Regions from separate parts of the Homo sapiens genome. Here region 2 is linked to region 1. A link is an interaction called in ENCODE POLR2A ChIA-PET data of the cell type or tissue named here. Cell type or tissue: PC-9. All regions are shown on one strand. Links, peaks and the distances in the headings refer to the core of each region. The heading gives the core; the rest is flanking DNA. Region 1 overlaps GALNT6 (polypeptide N-acetylgalactosaminyltransferase 6). Region 2 overlaps KRT5 (keratin 5).

Region 1 (5,371 bases), core at 280-5,279:
TGGACTTAAAGGTTTTACCAGTTTGTTGCCATTTAAGTCAGTGTTGGCTTAAATGTTCTTGTACATACCTCTTGGTTTGCATCTACCAGAGTTTGTCTGGGATATAAAATGAGGAGTGGAATTGCTGGCTCAGGCTGTGTTCATTTCAAATTTTTCTTGATAATACCAAGTTGTTTCCCAAAGCCATAATGATTAAATCTCATGAGTTTAATGATTAAATCTCATGTAGTGTTTCAGTGTTCCAGTGACTCTAGATCCATGCATATTAGGATCTTAGGGCAGGAAAGAAACACTGCCTCCGGTCTCCTCATTTTATGGATGAAGGAAATGTAGATATGGGAAAGTTGTGGCCAATAAGGTGATGCCACCACTCAGCAACAGAGCCTGGCCTCGAACCCCAAGCACCCGACTCCCTCCTTACCCTGTGTTGGCTCACTTCTCTCTCTTGTCCCCTCCTTTCTCAGGCTGAGGCCCCAGCTTGTGGCCACCACAACGTATCAAGCTATCTCCAGGGTTGGGCTCAGGACTCAGAGCTGACGCAGCTGGGGTGCCCCTTGGTTCTGGAGGATGAGGCTCCTCCGCAGACGCCACATGCCCCTGCGCCTGGCCATGGTGGGCTGCGCCTTTGTGCTCTTCCTCTTCCTCCTGCATAGGGATGTGAGCAGCAGAGAGGAGGCCACAGAGAAGCCGTGGCTGAAGTCCCTGGTGAGCCGGAAGGATCACGTCCTGGACCTCATGCTGGAGGCCATGAACAACCTTAGAGATTCAATGCCCAAGCTCCAAATCAGGGCTCCAGAAGCCCAGCAGACTCTGTTCTCCATAAACCAGTCCTGCCTCCCTGGGTTCTATACCCCAGCTGAACTGAAGCCCTTCTGGGAACGGCCACCACAGGACCCCAATGCCCCTGGGGCAGATGGAAAAGCATTTCAGAAGAGCAAGTGGACCCCCCTGGAGACCCAGGAAAAGGAAGAAGGCTATAAGAAGCACTGTTTCAATGCCTTTGCCAGCGACCGGATCTCCCTGCAGAGGTCCCTGGGGCCAGACACCCGACCACCTGAGTAAGTAGCACCCAGAGTCCTTGTGGGGAGACCAGGGCTTTGCTAAAGGCATGGCTAGTATGGCCAGGGCCATAGATCAAGGGCCAGAGAAAGAGTTGAAGGGAATTTTATAATATGGGCAAGGATCTCCTCTATGCCTCACTTCTTTCCCAGAACAACTGTGCTGATCCCAGGGGTTGTGATTCAAGGGTATTATGGTCAGGCCAGAGGCCCAGGGAGACCTGTGAGAGTGAAATGCAATTATGAAAGTGAGATGATGTGGAAGAAGGAACTCAGCCTGGCACCAGGACCTGGCACGGGGTGACTGGGGAGACCTGATACCAAGCTGTGGTTTCAGTAGCTTTCTCCTCTACTGAGGCCTGCTCCAGAGACTGTGGGACTCTAATGCTGAGCTGTTTGGGGGGGGGGTGGGCATTTCTTAACAGCAACCCTGGTGGTTAGGAATATCCTCACACCTGGTTTCCTCCAGTGAAGGCCCACAAGGCCGGAATTGATTCCAACCTTTATCTGAAGTTGTTTATAGCCTCAATCTTGCACAATGAGATCTCACTTAGATCTTTGAGTGGCAGCCCCCTCCCTCTAACGCCCCCATGGCTGCATTCCCATGATCCTCAAGTTAAAGACAGTGTGTCTTCCCCACTTAGCCTTTGTCTTTTCCAGGTCAAGTGTTATACCCTATTTGGCCTTTTCTCAAATGGCAGCCCTCATCCCCAGATTTCGTGAGTCTTTAGGGCTGTGAACCTGAGGTTCTTGAGACTTGAGCCAAGTATGATAGCCCTAGAACAAGGGGCCACTTGAAGCTATCAGGAATTCCTCAGCAGAGAAGGGCACTGGGGCCAGGCACAGTGGCTCATGCCTATAATCCCAGCACTATGGAAGGCTGAGGTGGGTGGATCTCTTGAGGCCAGGAGTTCAAGACCAGCCTGGCCAACATGGTGAAAGCCTGTCTCTACTAAAAATACAAAAAAATTAGCCCGGCATGGTAGTGGGTGCCTGTAATCCCAGCTACTCAGAAGGCTGAAGGACAAGAATCGCTTGAACCTGGGAGGTGGAGGTTGCAGGGAGCTAAGATCATACCACTGCACTCCAGCCTGAGTGACAGAGCAAGACTCTGTCTCAAAAAAAACAGACAGAGAGAAGAGCACTGGGTGTGACAGCAGCCAGAGGAGGAAGACAGGGAATCTCTCTGGAGGGTCCCCAAGAAATCCTCTGACCAGCAGAGGAGGTCAAGGAAAGGGTGTGAGGTCACATGATTCCTTGAGATCCAGGATTCACACATTCCCACCCCAACCCTGAGATAGAGTGTCAAGAAGGTAGCAGCATGGCCAAGTGCCACAGAGTAGCTGGAGTGGATGAAGTTGGAAGAAAGGTTGCAGGAAATTGACTGTGATAGTGGTGTCAAATCACAGGGAGTTAATGAGAAAATGGATTAGAGAGGAACTGTACGCTGTAAAGGGAAGAGCCTTTTCTTCTCATTGAGTATGGAAATCATAGTCACTTTTCTCAGATGTCAAATTTGGCCTTTATTACCTACCCCTCTGGGACCTCTGGATTGGATTACATTTTATGCAGTTCACATATTACGGAGGAAGAGAGCCAGCCCTGGGAACTCCTAGCCTGAGAGCAGATAGCAGATGAAGGAAGGGGGTGGAGGAGCCTCAGCATCACAGCTGGGGCACTGAGCCAGCTCTGTGGGGATGGATTTTGGAGTGGTTTGGCTAGAACCTGTGCAAAGGCTCAGGGTGGGTGGCAGATACCGGGGAAGACAGGAACAGGGAACAGCTGTTCCCACCTGCTATAGAGAATGTAGGCTGTGGTTCAGAGGAGTGGAGGATGGTCTGGGGGAGTCTCTGGATGGGGCCCTCCCCACACCTGGTACTCCCAGGGACCAGGAGAACTTTGTCCGTACTTTCATACTTCCAGGTGTGTGGACCAGAAGTTCCGGCGCTGCCCCCCACTGGCCACCACCAGCGTGATCATTGTGTTCCACAACGAAGCCTGGTCCACACTGCTGCGAACAGTGTACAGCGTCCTACACACCACCCCTGCCATCTTGCTCAAGGAGATCATACTGGTGGATGATGCCAGCACAGAGGGTGAGGCTGGAGGGGCCCAGAGGAGGGGGCCGGGGTCTCCCCTGGGCACTCAAAGGAGGAGGGCAGTTCCTTTCAAGGGAGCAGGCACCACCTCATGAGCCTGTTGCCTGACATCACAGCTCATCTTAAAGGCCAGGAGCAGGAAGAAGTCAGGTAGGGGCAGGTAGACCATGCTTCCTTCACACCTCAGCCAAAGAGCTCCAAGAGCTTTTCAGCTCTGGCTTCAAGACTCCCTGAACGCTGCCAAGGCCAACCCTAACTCAGAAATGCTGGGAGAGACAGGGCAGAGGGTAGGGACAGGCCTTCACCTCTGTTTCCTACCCGCTGGGCCACTCTTCTGCTCTTGAAGACTCCCCAACCAGCCCTTTTTGCCATAGCTGTTGATAGGTAAGTGGGGTTGCTCACCAAACTTCCAGCCTTCAATTCCACAAACATCTACTGAGTACTGTGTGCCTGGCTCTGACCCAGGCAGAGGGGATGCCATGACAAAGGAGACAGACCCTGCCCTGAAAATACTAAAAACCCCCATAGGTCAGAAGCCTTTTTTTTTTTTTTTTTTTTGAGATGGAGTTTCGCTCTTGTTGCCCAGGCTGGAGTACAATGGTGTGATCTCAGCTCACCACAACCTCCGCCTCCCAGGTTCAAGCGATTCTCCTGCCTCAGCCTCCCTAGTAGCTGGGATTACAGGCATGTGCCACCACACCCAGCTAATTTTGTATTTTTAATAGAGATGGGGTTTCTCCATGTTGGTCAGGTTGGTCTCGAACTCCCGAACTCAGGTAATCTGCCTGCTCCAGCCTCCCAAAGTGCTGGGATTACAGGCATGAGCCACCGTGCCCGGCCAGAAGCCTCTTACAACACTAGCCACAGTGCTGTGGCAGTGATGCACCTGTAACAGGTGTGAAAGGGCATGGACTGCAGAGTCCAACACCTAGGAATTCAAATCCCAGCTCTGACCCTTCCTAGCTCTGTGACCTTGGACAAGCATTTGGCCTCCCTGAACCTGTTTCCTCTTCAAAAAATGGGGGCAGACCGGGCACAGTGGCTCAAGCCTGTAATTTCAGCACTTTGGGAGGCTGAAGCGGACAGATCACTTGAGGTCAGGAGTTTGAGACCAGCCTGGCCAACATGGTGAAACCCCATCTCTACCCAAAATACAAAAAATAATTAGCCAGGTGTGGTGGTGCGCGCTTGTAGTCCCAGCTGCTCGGGAGGCTGAGGCACAAGAATCACCTGAACCCGGGAGGCGTAGGCTGCAGTGAGCCAAGATGGCACCACTGCTTTTCTGCCTGAGAGACAGAGTGAGACTCCTTCTCAAAAAAACAAAACAAAAAAAAGGACTGGGCGTGGTGGCTCACGCCTGTAATCCTAGCACTCTGGGAGGCCGAGGCAGGCAGATTGCTTAAGGTCAGGAGTTCGAGACAGCCCGGCCAATATGGTGAAACCCCGTATCTACTAAAAATACAAAAATTAGCCAGGCGTGGCAGAGCATGCCTGTAGTCCCAACTACTCGGGAGGCTGAGGCAGGAGAATCGCTTGAACCCAGGAGGCGGAGGTTGCAGTGAGCCGAGATCATGTTACTGCACTCCAGCCTGGGCTACAGAGTGAGACTCCATCTCAAAAAAAAAAAAAAAGAGCAGTTGAGTCCCTTACATGGTGGGTGAGGGATATGAGATAGGTCATAAATGAGATTCATGTGCCACAGAGTGGCTGGCATCAAGTAAGAGTGTCACAAGCATGCATTCCATTTTATTCATGGTACGAGAACAATGCACCATGGAGTATGTAGCCAGGAGGTGCCATTTCTGCCTGGCGTGGCTAGGGCTGGTCTGCAGTGGAAGCCAGATTGGAGCTGGGCCTTAAAGGATGAGTGTCTAAGAGAGAAGAGTGGATGAAGGGCATTCCCACAAGAGAATGGCATAAGCACAGTCCTAAAGACATGAATGTGTTTGTTAAAGAGATCTGGTGTGGCTGAAGCTTAGGTTTGTTTAGGAAATGAGACTTAAAAGATGTTAAATTGGCCAGGGACAGTGGCTCACCCCTGTAATCCCAGCACTTAGGGAGGCCGAGGCGGGTGGATCACTTGAGCCCAGGAGTTCAAGACAGCCTGGGCAACATGTCAAGACCTTTTTTCTATAAAAATTACAAAAATTAGCCTGGCATGACGGCATGTGCCTGTAGTCCCAGCTACTCGGGAGGCTGAGCCAGAGCATGACC
Region 2 (5,371 bases), core at 90-5,089, 1.1 Mb before region 1:
CTCTCTGGGACTTTCCTCCCCGGTACATGGGCCTTTGGATAGATTTGTCTCAAAGCAGGAGCTGGTGACATAACCCAGCTTGGTGGCTCAAGTAATTTCTTTAGTCTTATGAACCAGCAACTAGGATGCTAGATTTAATTTTGTTTCTTTTCTTTTTTTTTTTAAAGCCTCTGAAAGCTCAAAAAAGAACACTAGAGAAATTGACTAGGTAATGCAGTTGGGGAGAAACAGCACAGCTTTTCTGCAGGAATCTGCTTGAAACAACTGAATTAGAGCAATAATAGAATTATTATATGGTAGGCAGTTACAGAGAAAGCAGTATTTAAATGGGGAGGGACCTTGGCCAGAGGTTCATGCTACCAGTGTCCCCTCCCTCTCTGCCTATGAGGAGAAGCCCCTTCCCACTGCAAAAGTAGGCTTACAGTTGACTGCATAATAAAGACCCCTTACCTGTTGCTCATCCTCTGACAAACACTTCCCATCCCTTTCACCACCAGGTATGAGGATGAAATCAACAAGCGTACCACTGCTGAGAATGAGTTTGTGATGCTGAAGAAGGTGCGTGTGGGTGGGAGAGAACCAGCAGCCTGCAGCTATGCTCTCTAAGCGTGGAGCTCACTTGAGTAGGGTGACGGTGTGTGCAGTGCCAATCATCCCTGTTTCCCCAGGATGTAGATGCTGCCTACATGAACAAGGTGGAGCTGGAGGCCAAGGTTGATGCACTGATGGATGAGATTAACTTCATGAAGATGTTCTTTGATGCGGTAAGAAACTTATCTAAATTTTTCACATGGGTGGGTTTTTTTTCCTCAAGTTGTCATATCACAATGAGTGAAAGATTTGAATGGAACTGACATTAAATAACACAACACAGAACCAGATGACCGACTCCAAATCTCCCTGCAGGAGCTGTCCCAGATGCAGACGCATGTCTCTGACACCTCAGTGGTCCTCTCCATGGACAACAACCGCAACCTGGACCTGGATAGCATCATCGCTGAGGTCAAGGCCCAGTATGAGGAGATTGCCAACCGCAGCCGGACAGAAGCCGAGTCCTGGTATCAGACCAAGGTGGGTGCTCTGATGACTGTCTCCTGAGTGAGGGGACACACCCATGTCTAGGATTCTAGGCCATGACGACACTAAGAATGGGGCTCCTGGAACCTGCTGAAGCCCATTGGGATGCTTTATAGGAATGGCTGTGTAGACAATTTCCATCTAAACCCAAGGACCTGAGAAATAATCTCACTCTGAATCTCACACCAGTGTCTCCAGGAGAGCAAAGGCACTAGACTAGCTCAGCCTTGGAAAAGCCTGAACCAGCCCCACACTATTTGCCACCACTTAGTACTCACTGCCTGTGAACTTTGGGAAAGTTCTTCCCATTCTCATATAAACAGAATCTTTCCTCTTTCCTGGCTGCATCAGTATGAGGAGCTGCAGCAGACAGCTGGCCGGCATGGCGATGACCTCCGCAACACCAAGCATGAGATCTCTGAGATGAACCGGATGATCCAGAGGCTGAGAGCCGAGATTGACAATGTCAAGAAACAGGTAGGGTGAGATTGAAAGAGGGCAAGGAAGGGGCCTGAGTTCTAAAAGAAACACCTACTTTGTTTTATTTTGTTTTACTTTTGCTAAACACACGCAGCTAGATCCAGTACCAGTGTTTCAGTGTCCTGCCACCCACGATGTACTGGTTTCTCTCTGGGATTCATGATAGTTTGGTTTGTCTGACCCAGAAACTCAGAAGGAGACACCTCAGGTCCCAAGCAACCCCACTCTCCTCCTTTCTATCTGTAGTGCGCCAATCTGCAGAACGCCATTGCGGATGCCGAGCAGCGTGGGGAGCTGGCCCTCAAGGATGCCAGGAACAAGCTGGCCGAGCTGGAGGAGGCCCTGCAGAAGGCCAAGCAGGACATGGCCCGGCTGCTGCGTGAGTACCAGGAGCTCATGAACACCAAGCTGGCCCTGGACGTGGAGATCGCCACTTACCGCAAGCTGCTGGAGGGCGAGGAATGCAGGTGAGTAGACAGCATGAACTCAAGATGGCCTTCAGCTGATAAAGCGAAGCTGCTCTACTGTGGGGTGTACAACACACATACATGAGATCAGTGACTTGTGCGTGATAATGACACATCATCAACACTATTTCAGTCTGACTCATGGCCATATAGCTGACCTCAACTCACTTTTCTGGTCTCTTTTCCCCCACCGGTGTTCCTGGGCACTGGCTGTCCTCCAAGCACCTGAGCAACTCAGCAATCTTCTTGACACTTGTGCCTTTTCTGCTTTTGCTCACGTCCTTTGCTCAACCTCAATATCCATGTCATGCCCACCTCCATCCACCCTTGTCCTCCAGTACCCCTTCCTTCAGGAAGGCTTTCATGTTTACTCCAGCTGAGTTAAACTCAGCTACCTTTGGATTGTCAAACTACTGTTTGCTTCAACCTCTGACATTGCCCATTGCCTACTTTCTGTTGGAGGAATTTCTGTCCGTGCCAAGTTCTCTCACAGAATGTAACTCCTACAAGGCAAAAACTGCTTTCGACATAATCACATTTTCCAAATCTCTTATACTTTCCCCATAGTGGGTGGAGAAGAATGTGAATTATAATTCTTTCCTAACAACTTGTTTCTAGGTCAATCCCTCTTCATTGGAAAATCCCTCTGGAGAGTTCTCCCTTCCTTTAACTTAAGCAGCTTTTGGGTGTACAGACTCCTGGCTTATGGAATGAACTCGAATCATGAGGATGGGAGTTAGCCACATAGACTAATGCTGTCTTTTTGGGAGCTGTTAACCCTTAATTCAATTTTTCCCCTTTCAGACTCAGTGGAGAAGGAGTTGGACCAGTCAACATCTGTAAGTAGCTTTGAACAGACATTAACAACGACAATAATATGGGATATATTTAGTGCCAACTCAGAATTCTGCTGTTTCTAGATCCAAACTTTTCCCATCCCAGCATATGGTTATTTATAATAATACACTTAGTAAGTTGTGGGTGGTGGAGGGGAAGGACAGATTGGGACAGGAAGCAATGTGGCTTATGTCTCATCTCTTAAAGGGTAAGCCATGCATCCTATGCTTCTTGGACCCTGTCCCCTGCCTTGTCCCTAGTACCTAGCTCCCCCCAGTACCTAGCTCCTCCCCTCAGTACCTAGCTCCCCTCAGTACCTAGCTCCCTGTAGTACCTAGCTCCCCTCAGTACCTAGCTCCTCTCAGTACCTAGCACCTTGCCTCTTACACTCACCCACTTTTTTAGGGACCTTAATTAAATGACAGTTCTTCCGGGCCTTGTTTGCTACTCTGTAAAGGGGGTCCAGTAGAGTGCTCCAACACCAGCAGATCAAATAAATGGGCCATGCAGGATCAGCCTGGCAGATGGTCTCACTGAGTCCTCCCTCCTTTCCCTGCAGCTGTTGTCACAAGCAGTGTTTCCTCTGGATATGGCAGTGGCAGTGGCTATGGCGGTGGCCTCGGTGGAGGTCTTGGCGGCGGCCTCGGTGGAGGTCTTGCCGGAGGTAGCAGTGGAAGCTACTACTCCAGCAGCAGTGGGGGTGTCGGCCTAGGTGGTGGGCTCAGTGTGGGGGGCTCTGGCTTCAGTGCAAGCAGTGGCCGAGGGCTGGGGGTGGGCTTTGGCAGTGGCGGGGGTAGCAGCTCCAGCGTCAAATTTGTCTCCACCACCTCCTCCTCCCGGAAGAGCTTCAAGAGCTAAGAACCTGCTGCAAGTCACTGCCTTCCAAGTGCAGCAACCCAGCCCATGGAGATTGCCTCTTCTAGGCAGTTGCTCAAGCCATGTTTTATCCTTTTCTGGAGAGTAGTCTAGACCAAGCCAATTGCAGAACCACATTCTTTGGTTCCCAGGAGAGCCCCATTCCCAGCCCCTGGTCTCCCGTGCCGCAGTTCTATATTCTGCTTCAAATCAGCCTTCAGGTTTCCCACAGCATGGCCCCTGCTGACACGAGAACCCAAAGTTTTCCCAAATCTAAATCATCAAAACAGAATCCCCACCCCAATCCCAAATTTTGTTTTGGTTCTAACTACCTCCAGAATGTGTTCAATAAAATGCTTTTATAATATAAGCTGGTGTGCAGAATTGTTTTTTTTTTCTAGGTTTACAATCAGCCTAGAGATACCATGAGGGTCAGTCTACCCAGATGTGATTGGTTCTTTTGATGATTCACAGGGAGAATGGGATAACATTTAAGGGAAAGTGGCTATTGGGGGTGGCCCAGAGACTCCAAGAAGCACAGAGATTATAAAGTCTCTGCAATGAAGGAGTCTCTGGAGGGCATTAACGGGCATGTGCATTGTACTACAATTTAGACAGATTTTAGAGCCTTTTGTTAAAGAGGGCCCTATGCAAGGTGAGATGATTTGCAAGTAGCAGCATATTTGGGCTTAAGTAAAGTTTGTAAATGAAGAATATGTTGCCTTCAGGACCTCAAAAGACCTAAAAGATGTTGGTCCTATTGTAATATTGTGGGCGCTAAGATGCTCAATAGCTATTTTTTGACAGTGTCAGGGATGGAGTAGCTCTTGGTTTACCAAATAATTTCTGAAATTTAATGTGGCAGGACTTTGCATGACCTGTGGGACAACGGCAAACCCTTTTTTTCTGAGCTCCTTGGTATCTATATGTCCTGAACGCGTGTATCAAATGCATCTCTTTGGAGGAGGATTCAGCAATGTAAATCATATCTGTACTCCTGGAGAAAGTCAGATGCATTTAAGAGCTTGACTGCAAAAATTGCATGTCATGGCAGGGCTGCTGAGGCAATCCCTGAGTATCTGGGAAAGCTGTGTCATGCCGCCTTGGTGGTGAAGCGAGTTGTGACTGAGAAGCTGTTGCAACGGGCATTCAACAGAATATTTGACAGCCAAATCCATAAGAAGGAAATATCTACCAGCTGCCAATTGGATAAGTCAATAATTTCAGTAATATTGGGTATGGAGCCTTAGTAGGCATGACCATGACATTATGGTTGTGGTAATCCACTGTGAGGCACCATTCATTTTTCCCAAGTTTAAAAATAGGCCAAATTAGGTTGTTGATGGAAAAATAATGGATATAAACAACCCTTCTCTAAATAGATCCTGTTTAATGGGCTTCACTCCTTAAAGGTCCTGTTTTAATTTACACTGGGGCATATTAACTATTTTAACTAGGGCTTGGGGAGGCCCATGGTGTCCCATTTTGCCAAACCAATTTATAAATGCCAAGGACTTGATTTAATTTTAATTTATGACTTATTGGGTTAGACTGTCCATGCCCATTGTGGGAAACGTTAGAGGATGCTATGATCGTGGGAAATTTAAGCAAGTCAGTAGTTCTGCTAATTAAAGTGAGGCATGCCTGTTTGTTCT

The links. ChIA-PET counts read pairs that join two places held together with the same protein. Peaks named below come from ENCODE experiments on the same cell type or tissue, not always from the same donor. Only the 100,000 strongest peaks of a DNase experiment are listed, where the experiment ranks them.
Region 2: POLR2A ChIA-PET joins it to region 1 with 6 read pairs; 2 of 35 experiments call an interaction of 5 or more read pairs at or near these places.

Annotation. Positions count from the first base shown.
Region 1 is chr12:51,374,978-51,380,348 of GRCh38, reverse strand. It overlaps GALNT6 (polypeptide N-acetylgalactosaminyltransferase 6), which reads left to right. Exons shown (of 12, transcript NM_007210.4): 3 at 465-1,058; 4 at 2,982-3,154. The coding sequence starts at 568. Among named protein-coding and RNA genes, the nearest start is that of GALNT6, 14 kb to the left of the region's middle. RefSeq lists enhancers at 95-594, 595-1,096. In PC-9, for the core only: no CTCF peak of the experiment used is centred there; no DNase peak of the experiment used is centred there.
Region 2 is chr12:52,513,290-52,518,660 of GRCh38, reverse strand. KRT5 (keratin 5) reads left to right here. Exons shown (of 9, transcript NM_000424.4): 3 at 498-558; 4 at 669-764; 5 at 907-1,071; 6 at 1,429-1,554; 7 at 1,804-2,024; 8 at 2,829-2,863; 9 at 3,421-4,086. The coding sequence ends at 3,719. Among named protein-coding and RNA genes, the nearest start is that of KRT5, 4.4 kb to the left of the region's middle. RefSeq lists enhancers at 1-379, 1,389-2,588. In PC-9, for the core only: no CTCF peak of the experiment used is centred there; DNase peaks (open chromatin) are centred at 2,100 and 4,670; H3K4me3 peaks cover 192 bases.